Linked DNA regions of Homo sapiens: all the other regions are linked to region 3. Evidence: chromatin contacts called from ENCODE Hi-C or POLR2A ChIA-PET data. All regions are on one chromosome and are shown on one strand. The core of a region is the stretch at or near the end of the contact, and the rest is flanking DNA. Distances in the headings are between cores, read along the strand shown.

Region 1 (3,545 bases), core at 955-3,454, 55 kb before region 3:
CCCAGGGTGTCTCTCTAGAAATGTTTTCTGAGAGGTACGGCCTGAAAATGGGGCCTCACAGCTCTGACTGGTACCCTATCCCTCTGTGGCTGAGCTGATAACCAAGATGCAAGACAAAGTCCTCTTTACTCTTGCCCCTCCTGTCCTTAAGCAGAAGGAAGGGGTCTCTTTTGAAGCTGGGAGCTTTGTTGCCTGGGTTTGGAGGAGGGGTAGTGTAAGCACTCCCTATTCACAATAGCAAAGACATGAGATCAACCCAAAGGACCATCAGTGGTAGACTGGATAAAGAAAATGTGTACATATATACCACAGAATACTACGCAACCATAAAAAGGAACAAGATCACGTCCTTTGCAGGAGCATGGATGGAACTGGAAGCTGTTCTCCTCAGCAAACTAATGCAGGAACAGAAAACCAAACACTGCATGTTTTCACTTATAAGTGGGAGTTGAACAATGAGAACACATGGACACATGGATGGTGGGGAAAAACACATACTGAGGCCTGCCATGGGGGATCATCAGGAAGAACAGCTAATGGATACTGGGCTTAATATCTGGGTGATGAGTTGATCTGTGCAGCAAACCACCGAGGTACACGTTACCTATGTAATAAGCCTGCATATCCTGCATATGTATCCCAGAACTTAAAAAATGAAGAAGAAAAAAAAAAAAAAACCAGAGCAATTCACACTCAACAGCATGCCAGGGAAGATGTCTCAGCCCTGGTGTCCTGACAAGAGCAGTTTCTGAATAGGAAGAAGGCTGGCACAAATGGATACAGCAACACATTCTAGAGATGCAAAGTTCCAACAAAAGCATTTTAAAGGTCACCTTGTTTATATAATATTTATGTTTTAAGACCTTATGATTCCCCCAATATTTCAAAGCTCTCAGAGACAAAAGAATAACATGGTATAAAGAAGTGGAACTCGGAATGAGGAGACGTGGACTCTGGTTTCAGAGCCACAGGAAACTGTGGAATCTGGAGGTGAAGACAACCCCAGGAAGTGACGTATTTCTAAATTTTCTGATGAGGACACCCGGCCCCAAGAAGTTCTGTGAGCTGCCCAAGGCCTCTCAGTCACTTGTGATACAGCCAGAATGCAGGGCAGGGGCCACTGTGTCCTTCTATGTTCCTTCAGTCTGCAAAACAGCGATAAGAATAGCTAATTGGGGTTTTCTGAGAAGTTACTGTATTGGAAACCATAAATATGTCATTTAATGAAGAACAATGAGCTTCGGCAGGATTTCTTAAGTGTGAATGCAATCGACATGCGGTATTCCTGCCTTCTTGGTTCTCTCGTCTCATACTCAACTCTGGTCCCCTTTCCCATCCTCCACCTCAGAAAACAAGAAGTGGGACAAAATAGGAAAGGAGAGAAGAGGAAGAATAAACAAGAAGTGGGACAAAATAGGGAAGGAGAGAAGAGGAAGAAAAGAGTGACGATGAGCCCCGGGCGAGGTGGCAGGGGCCTGAGAGGCAGGGAAGGCAAATGGGGAGCTTTGTTCTGACCAGGCCGTGTGCTTGGTCTGTGGGGCCTCTGGCTTCCCATGGGTGAGTCCTGTGAGAAGAACTGTGATAGTCTAAGTGTCTGCCAAAAGAAGGGAGTGAATTAGATGCAACCCATTCCACCCTGCCTCAGGAACAATGTACACACAAATACATGTCAGGATTCTCTCTGAACTTTACACAGAAATTGCCTGGCTATGTTCAGCTCTTCTCAGGGAGAGAAACAGAAAGTATTTGCTCTGGAAATCTTGTATCAATATATAACCAAGATCTTAATGTTTTCAGACTTGCCCCTTCCTTTTTCTAGCATTTGTTTTTTCTTCTGTATCTCCTCAGGAAGATATGGTGGCAATTAAAAGAAAAATTATTCTGAACAGCCTGAAGTGATATGGCTAAGCCTAGCACCACTTTTATTTCAGAGTTAAACAACCATGACTTAATTCTCAAATTGCTTCCCAACCCTGGGAAGTTAAGGTCCTAGTCTCCGGCTAATTCTAGAACCATCTATCATTAAATGAAGTTGAACACAAAGAAGGGGCGACTGCAGCTAAGGGAAAGGCCGTCAATCCTGACACCAGATTAATCTTCCCCAAATGCCTTTCCTGCCTGAGAGGGTTTGTGGCTGCTTGTTAGACTAGATCCAAGTTCTCAGCCTTGTCTCAGGCCTGCCTGGCCATTGAGTGTCTCACATGCTTCCCACCATTCCTCATGGGAGCCTGGGTTCAGACCGGCCAGGTTCCCACTCCCGTTCACAGGAAGGAGGCTCTGCGACTTTCACCTGCAGGCTCTGCTCACCCGTTGTCACTTCCCCATCCACATCCTACCCTTCTATCACATCTTCCTTCAAGAAGACTCACACTGTTCAGGAAACACCTGCTCACTGCCTCCTTAAGTTCCTTTCTCTAAATGTCTACAGTGTTAATAGTTTATAGCACTCAGCCCACTGATTGAGACCACAGCTAAGTTTCTGAGGGCAGAGACCCCCTCTGTTTAGTTCACTGCTCCTTCCCCAGTGTCAAGCTTAGCCAGGTGCTCATTAAAGAATTACAAAATGAGCAAATGGTTACTTGACTCGTGAGGTAGGATAAGACAATGAGACTGATTCTTAAACTACTTGCTGTAATATAAACTCATATAATTTTTTTTGTTGCTACAAAGCTGTCATCTAGGCAGGTGAGTCTTTTATTACTAAAATGCTTGGAGTGCTCAAACGTTTTGGGAATTCTTCTTTGGAAACTGTGCTACGTCAATTCCTGGGGTTGGGGTTGAGGTGGTGGGGGTGGAGGTTGGTGTGATGGGGGTGGGGAATCTCAGAGTTAAGACTGGATATGAATTAACAAAGAGACAAAAGTCACTCAGGGCCAAGCCTTAACTGAAGTGGCTGATTAAGCTAGTGAGAGCAGTTCTGGATCAAAACTGATCAAAAGTCAGTCCTATTCAACATAGTATTGGAAGTTCTGGCCAGGGCAATCAGGCAAGAGAAAGAATTAAAGGGTATTCAAATAGGAAAAGAGGAAGTCAAATTATCTTTGTTTGCAGATGACATGATCCTATATCTAGAAAACCCCATCGTCTCAGCCCAAAAGCTTCTTAAGCTGATAAGCAATTTCAGCAAAGTCTCAGCATATAAAATCAATGTGCAGAAATCACAAGGATTCCTATACACCAACAACAGGCAAGCTGAGAACCAAATCATGAAAGAATTCCCATTCCCATTCACAACTGCCACAAAGAGAATAAAATACCTAGGAATATAGCTAACAGGGGAAGTGAAGGACCTCTTCAAGAAGAACTACAAACCACTGTTCAAAGAAATCAGAGATGACACAAACAAATGGAAAAACATTCCATGCTCATGCACAGGAAGAATCGATATCATGAAAATGGCCACACTGCCCAAAGCAATTTATAGATTCAATGCTATTCCCATTAAACTACCATTGACATTCTTCACAGAATTAGAAAAAACTATTTTAAAATTCATATGGAACCAAAAAAGAGCCCAAATAGCCAAGGCAATCCTAATCCTAAGC
Region 2 (3,168 bases), core at 266-2,765, 34 kb after region 3:
TAACCTACAACATGCTACAGAAGGGCCAGACGAAACCGGGAGCTTAGGCCTGGGGGTGATCAGCCAGGAACACCCAGTCCTAGCAGACCAGGCTCCTAGAACTTTCAGCCAATAAAGCTTATGGTCGCCCCCCGCAAAAAAGGATAACCTAAATAAGTTATTTCAGTGGTTATTCTTTACTAAGAAATGCATATATTCTCTCAAAAATGTGATACTTGGGTTAGTCAGGTATTTTCCATATAGAAACCACACTCTCCGTTCCTCAAAGTGTTGTCCTTGCACTTTTAACTTTTTAAACTTATTAACAAATTTTTATATTAAAATATTTAATTGTGGCTGGGCACAGTGGCTTACACCTGAAATCTCAGCACTCTGGGAGGCTGAGGCGGGAGGATCACCTGAGGTCAGGAATTAAAGACCAGCCTGGTCAACATGGTGAAACCCTGTCTCTACTAAAAATACAAAAATTAGCAGCTGGGCATGGTGCTCATGCCTGTAATCCCAGCACTCTGGGAGGCCGAGGTGGGCAGATCACGAGGTCAGGAGATTGAGACCATCCTGGCTAACATGGTGAAACCCCGTCTCTACTAAAAATACAAAAAAACTAGCCAGGGGTGGTGGCGGGTGCCTGTAGCCCCAGCTACTTAGGAGGCTGAGGCAGGAGAATAGGGTGAACCTGGGAGGCAGAGCTTGCAGTGAGCCGAGATGGTGCCACTGCACTCCAGCCAGGGCGACAGAGTGAGACTCTGTCTCAAAAAACAAAAAACAAACAAAAAAATTAGCCAGGCGTGGTGGTGTGCGCCTGTAATCCTAGCTACTCAGGAGGCTGAGGTAGGAGAATGGCTTGAACCCAGGAGGTAGAGGTTACAGTAAGCTGAGACCACATCATTGCCTAGCCTGGGCAACAAGAGTAAAACTCCGTCTCAAGAAAAAAAAAAAAATTAAATTGACAGATAAAAGTAGTGTATATAATTCAAGGTATACAATGTGATCACCTGACATATGTATATATTGTGTAAAGATGATCACAATAAAATTAACGTGTCTGTCACTACCCATAGTTATCATGTTCTGTGAGTTTGTATACATGTACAGTTAAGACACTTAAAATCTGCTCTCTCATCAAATTTCAAGTAAGCAGTGCAGCATTATGAATAGTCACCATGCTGTACACTAGGTCCCCAGAACGTATCCATCTTATAACTGAAAGTTTGTACCCTTAACCAACAGCTCCCCCTTTGAATTTAGTGATTCTCTCCTTTGTGGAGAGAATCAGAGGGCTTCAGATGGAAGTGACTCACAAATCCAAATTCTTTAGGTTTCTTATGGAAAGAAATCATACTGGTAACAGACCAGATTTTCAGCAATGTTGCCAGTTAAATGATGGGTTTTGGTCAACAGCTCCAAAATTGATGTTGCCACTGACTCTGTTTCATGTGCAGCTTCCAACATTGCCAATTCAAAAGATATGTTGATCCTTTCAATGTAAGAACTCATGCAAACTTACATGTAGGCTCTTTCTATGGTAATACGATATGGGGAGTAGAGAAGTGGCCAAGAACAAGGGCTTTAGAGCCAAACTACCTGGATTTGATCCTGGTCACTCTCTGTGTTTCAGTTTCCCCCACTACATAAATGAGGGTAATAACCTACCACACAGACCTGTGTATAAGATGGGTTATACACTTAAAATAAATGGTTAAATAATGTCTCATGCACTAGAAGAGGCCAAGACTTGAAAGTTGTTATCATTCTTCTGAAATTCTGGAGTGTATTCTTGGCACTGTTATAAAGCTTTGGTTGAGCTGCTCTGTACTTAACCACTTCCTCTTTTTGTTTTCTTATCTTGAAACGCATCATACATAACAAAAGAATGGACATAATTAATGTATATGTACCTTGTAGAGAATAACAGTAAAATAAATATTTGTGTACCCAAACAGCGTAAGGTACAAAGTTATAACAATAAATGTCCAGAGCCACTGTGCTCTTCAATTATCTCATCAAACCCCCTTCACCATCCTAATTGGTGTTTTTGTCATTCTTTTGCTTTTCTTTATAGTTTTACTATATATTTGTTCATCACTATTTTTAAAGAAACTTTGCAAGTTGCTCAAAAATTCTCTTATGGCCTATTTTCTTGTTTACACTCCCCATCTGCCACCTTTTTTAGGCTTCCCTGCTCTCCTCAACCAGGGAACTGCTGCAGATTTAGAAAGATGTTTTAGTCTCCACATTGGCCAAACTGCTTTTCTTCACTGATTAGTTTTTGAAGTCTTCCCCCACACTTCCCCCACCCTTCCCCAAGACCTCATCATTGTGATCCTGGGTAGCTAATGATAAATGATTTTAAAGTTTCCAGGTTTTCTTTTAATATCTATACTTCCTATTTTTTTTCCTAAAAGCTGAATTTTACTGCATTTTCTCTTAAATCTGTCAAAACACGGGGTAGAGTTCTCTGGTTTTGCTGAATTCACTGGAATGGTCCAGCTTCCGGCCAGGGACTGTCCTCTGCAGCACACTATTTCATCCATAGATAATGTCCGGGGTGTTTTCTACTTACTGGGGCCAAAATGTGCTGAACTTTTTGGGTTCTGAGTTTCATGTTTCAGAAACAATCATATGACCTACGTACATGCCTTACTCCAGCCAAGAGGACTTTTCTCAAACCCTGGATCACTAAAATTCCATTTTCACAGCCTTATCTAATTTTTCAGGTGCATTTACAGATAATGCCCCACATCACTAGGTCTGGCCCAGTGCCCCACGGTGTGGTCCTGATGTTGGCCCAAATTACTGAGGAAAGGGAATTTCCACATTCCTAGCTTGTTCCTTTATGCTCTTCATCCTGTGTAAGAACCAGTGTAAAACAATATTTTACAAACATAAAAGGGACCTTTGAAACTTATTTGATGTGTTAGCCTGCCAAAGGCAAAGTCATCACGAAGTGGACCGAATGAGGTTGTGGTTAAACTTCCTCAATTTTCTCTTCTAAATTAAAATCTAGTGCCAGACACCAAAAGGTTTCCTCTTCCTGTCCCTCTTTTATTAAGTAGTTACAATGGCAATTAAAAAGACCCCTTTGGTCATTCCACACTACTCTCTACTCCAACCACTTCCTATAATCTAATGATGCTATCTTGGCAAACTAATATTATAAAGATTTTT
Region 3 (3,277 bases), core at 90-2,589:
CCTGAGTAGCTGGGATTACAGTCCCCCGCCACCATGCCCAGCTAATTTTTGTATTTTTAGTAGTGACGGGGTTTCACCATGTTGGCCAGGCTGGTCTCGACCTCCTGACCACAGGTGATCCACCTGCCTCGGCCTCCCAAATGCTGGGATTACAGGCGTGAGCCACCCCATCTGGCCATTTATTCACTTTTTATTAAACATCAACTAAGTGCCGGTCATCGTGCTCACCCCTGGAGGTAGATAACAACAGCCCAGGAGAAAATAAGAAAGACCATTACATATTAAGTATTGTAATAAGAATAAAGTGTAACTGGCAGACATGGAAGAGGAACCTCTAACTCAGACTTTGGGAATCACAAAGGCTTCCTGGAGGGAGTGACATCTCTAGTGAGGCTTGGAAGATATGCAGGAGTCGGTCAGCTAAATGTGTGGTCAGGGGTAGGCAGAGCATGTGCCGGGGTGGGGAAGAGCATGAGTTGCGCCCAGAGGTGATGGTGAGAGCAGTGGTTACGCCTGCAGAAGTGCAGCATGGAGTGTGAGGGGCAACGTGGTGAAAGATGAGTCTGGAAGCATACGCACGGCCACAGCATGTGCGACTCTGCAAACCACGTCTGGGGGTCTCTGGCCTGACTCTATCCTGAACTCAGGGGAGAGCCACGAACAGGTTTCCAGCAAACCTATGCTTTGGAAAGTGGATTCTGCCTCCATTGTGGAGACTAGTGGGAGGCAGAGGGCTGGCAAGCAGGTCTCTGGAGTCATGTAGGAAAAGGATGGTGGATGAACAAGGAGATAGCTGGAGGTAAAGAGAAGTGGACCCACCGGAGGGAGACAGAGCTGACAGGCTTGGTGAGGAACTGAACATGGTGAGTGTGAGGGAGAAGAAGAACCCAACAGCATGGACAGCCGGGGAATGAAGATAATCCAAGCTGCAGGAAAAGCCGGCAGAGGTGTGAGATGAGTTAAGGTGCAGGTGTCCATGACACATCTAAGTGGAGCAATCTGGTGGCCGCTGGGCAGGTGACAGAAGTTCAGGAAACAGAGCTGTGTTTGAGACACACTTGAGACCCATCCCCACACAGATGTTACCAGACACCATGGAAGTACAGCATCTAAGTAGAGAAGAGTCAGGATGGGACCCTGAGGAACACCAACATCAAGGGGGACTTACAGGAAGACAGGTCCACGTAGGAGACCCAGGAGAAAGGACCACAAAGTGGGTGAACCCAGGAGGGTGTGACAGAGACACCAAGGGCATGAGCATTTTCACGTGGATCCTGCAGTCAGCAACATCAAATGCCTGCCAGAGATCACATGGGGAAATGCTCTCTGTACTTCTGATAAGCAAGCCTGGGGTGGTAACCTCAGTAAAAGCCATTTCAGGAAGGAAGGTGGTGGGAGAGATGGCAGTTGGTTGAAGGGGAAATGAAAGTGAAGACACAGAGAGACTTTGGTCTGGAGAGTCTAGTTAGGAAGGAAGAAAGAGCTGCAAGCAATGTAGCACTGAAGATATATATATATATATGTATATATATACACACACATACATATATACACATATATATATGTACACACACATACGATGGAAAGAATCTGTATGTGTTTACTGAGAATGAGATGCCAGCAGAGAGGCAGAGGTTAGAAGAGGGCAGAGAGAGGAGGTGCTCACTCCTGTGCTGGCTTCAGTAGTGCCTGTTTCACTCACCCTTGTACCCCCAGCGCCGAGAACAGAGCCTGGAACAGTGACTGTCTGATGCCACTGGCCCAGGGGTGCTCATTGGATGGCATCCATCTCTCTGGGGACAGAGAAGGTGAAGCGTCTGCGGAGGGTGACGAGGACAGTGACAAGGAGGTGCTGGTGTCACAGGTGTGCAGCAAGCAGGGATGGTCTAAGCCAGGCATTCCCAATGGGCACCTTACAAAATTGGTTCTTGGGGATGAGAAAACCTTACTCTGTGTATAAAGCACAGACTCACATACCATGTACAAACAGACATGCGGTATCTCTGTGGTATTAGAATTTCATTTGGGAACAATTGGGAGAAAAGTGTCTTAAAGGTTCCTGAGGGGGTTGATAAAGTCAATGGTAAAATGACTGAAGGATACTCTTCAAGTCAGTAATGCTGGTGAACATTGCATTGATGGTGAGCTCCAGCGGGGAATAAGTTACCCTTCAAGGAAGAGAGCATAGTTTGGTTACTGTGATCCTGCCCTGGCAGTGAGATCCAGCATAAAGCAGACGTCGCAACCGGCTGGCTGCCTGGAGGGGTCCGCGATCCAGACCTCCAGCACTGGCTGCTGGAGAGAAGCAGCCTGGACTCCAACCTGTCAGTCCTGGAGCAAGTCAGGAGCAGTGCAGACCAGAAAGTGGACAAGCAAGGCAGCAAGCACGAACGTGTAGCGAGCTAGCAGAGACCGCCACGAGACGGACCCACTTCCAAAGGGGGCCATGACTCAGTATAACGATCCCAGCCACAGGCTGAAACCAGCAAGGCTTTTGGGGAGAAACACTGTAGTGCCCTTAGGGAATTTGATGGAGGCAGTAATGGGACTGAAAGGTCTTTGGTGGCTTACACTCGAGGACCTGTTTGCAAGAACCAGCTGCCTGATGGAATTCCTAGGTCAGAGTGAAAAGTTAAAAATGTTGGGTAGAGCTGAAGTTCACAGAGCCCTTCATGCTAGGGATTTTATGGCACAAGAATTACACACACACATCACACACGTACACACATTCACATTCCAAAAATACTTTTAGTAGAATCTTATTTGCCTTCATATTTTAAGTACTAATATCACTTCAGCAGATATTTTGGTGTCTCTACACTAAGTCCTCACTTAATGTCATCAATAGGGTCTTTGAAACTGAGGCTTCTAAGTGAAATGCTATATAATAAAACCAGTTTTACCATAGGCTAATTTTGATATAAACAAGAGTTAAGTTCCTACAGCACATTTCTGATCACAAAAACATCACCGAACTTCTCCATAAGGTCCAAACACTTTTAATATTAAACACTGAAAAAATGTGAGCTATGCATACATTAAGAAAGATTAATAAAACCAGAAAAATACCATTCAGGACATAGGCATGGGCAAAGACTTCATGACTAAAACACCAAAAGCAATTGTAACAAAAGCCAAAATTGACAAATGGGATCTAATTAAACTAAAAAGCTTCTGCACAGCAAAAGAAACTATCATCAGAGTGAACAGGCAACCTACAAAATGGGAGAAAATTTTTGCAAGCTACCCATCTGACAAAGGTCTAACATCCAGAATC

Evidence for each region. Hi-C counts contacts between places; a loop is a spot of excess contacts on that map. ChIA-PET counts read pairs that join two places held with the same protein, here RNA polymerase II (POLR2A).
Region 1: POLR2A ChIA-PET joins it to region 3 with 11 read pairs in activated B cell. The contact joins two enhancer-like sites. A Hi-C loop is called at or near these places in 1 of 168 maps with a recorded cell type or tissue (CD14-positive monocyte). POLR2A ChIA-PET finds 5 or more read pairs at or near these places in 1 of 52 experiments (activated B cell).
Region 2: a map of OCI-LY7 shows a loop between it and region 3 (3-fold over the local background). The contact joins two enhancer-like sites. A Hi-C loop is called at or near these places in 2 of 168 maps with a recorded cell type or tissue (OCI-LY7 and endothelial cell of umbilical vein). POLR2A ChIA-PET finds 5 or more read pairs at or near these places in 1 of 52 experiments (endothelial cell of umbilical vein).

Annotation. Positions count from the first base shown.
Region 1 is chr2:99,770,752-99,774,296 of GRCh38, forward strand. The region is part of intron 8 of AFF3 (ALF transcription elongation factor 3); the gene reads right to left. Among named protein-coding and RNA genes, the nearest start is that of REV1, 280 kb to the left of the region's middle. Within about 2 kb of position 2,205, at least 4 of the 41 ENCODE cell types and tissues checked have a DNase peak (open chromatin) inside an H3K27ac peak, as active enhancers do; they include CD14-positive monocyte, where a contact is called at or near this core.
Region 2 is chr2:99,859,801-99,862,968 of GRCh38, forward strand. All of the region lies in intron 7 of AFF3 (ALF transcription elongation factor 3), which reads right to left. Among named protein-coding and RNA genes, the nearest start is that of AFF3, 280 kb to the right of the region's middle. Within about 2 kb of position 1,516, at least 3 of the 41 ENCODE cell types and tissues checked have a DNase peak (open chromatin) inside an H3K27ac peak, as active enhancers do; they include OCI-LY7, where a contact is called at or near this core.
Region 3 is chr2:99,826,137-99,829,413 of GRCh38, forward strand. All of the region lies in intron 8 of AFF3 (ALF transcription elongation factor 3), which reads right to left. Among named protein-coding and RNA genes, the nearest start is that of AFF3, 310 kb to the right of the region's middle. Within about 2 kb of position 1,340, at least 3 of the 41 ENCODE cell types and tissues checked have a DNase peak (open chromatin) inside an H3K27ac peak, as active enhancers do; they include CD14-positive monocyte and OCI-LY7, where a contact is called at or near this core.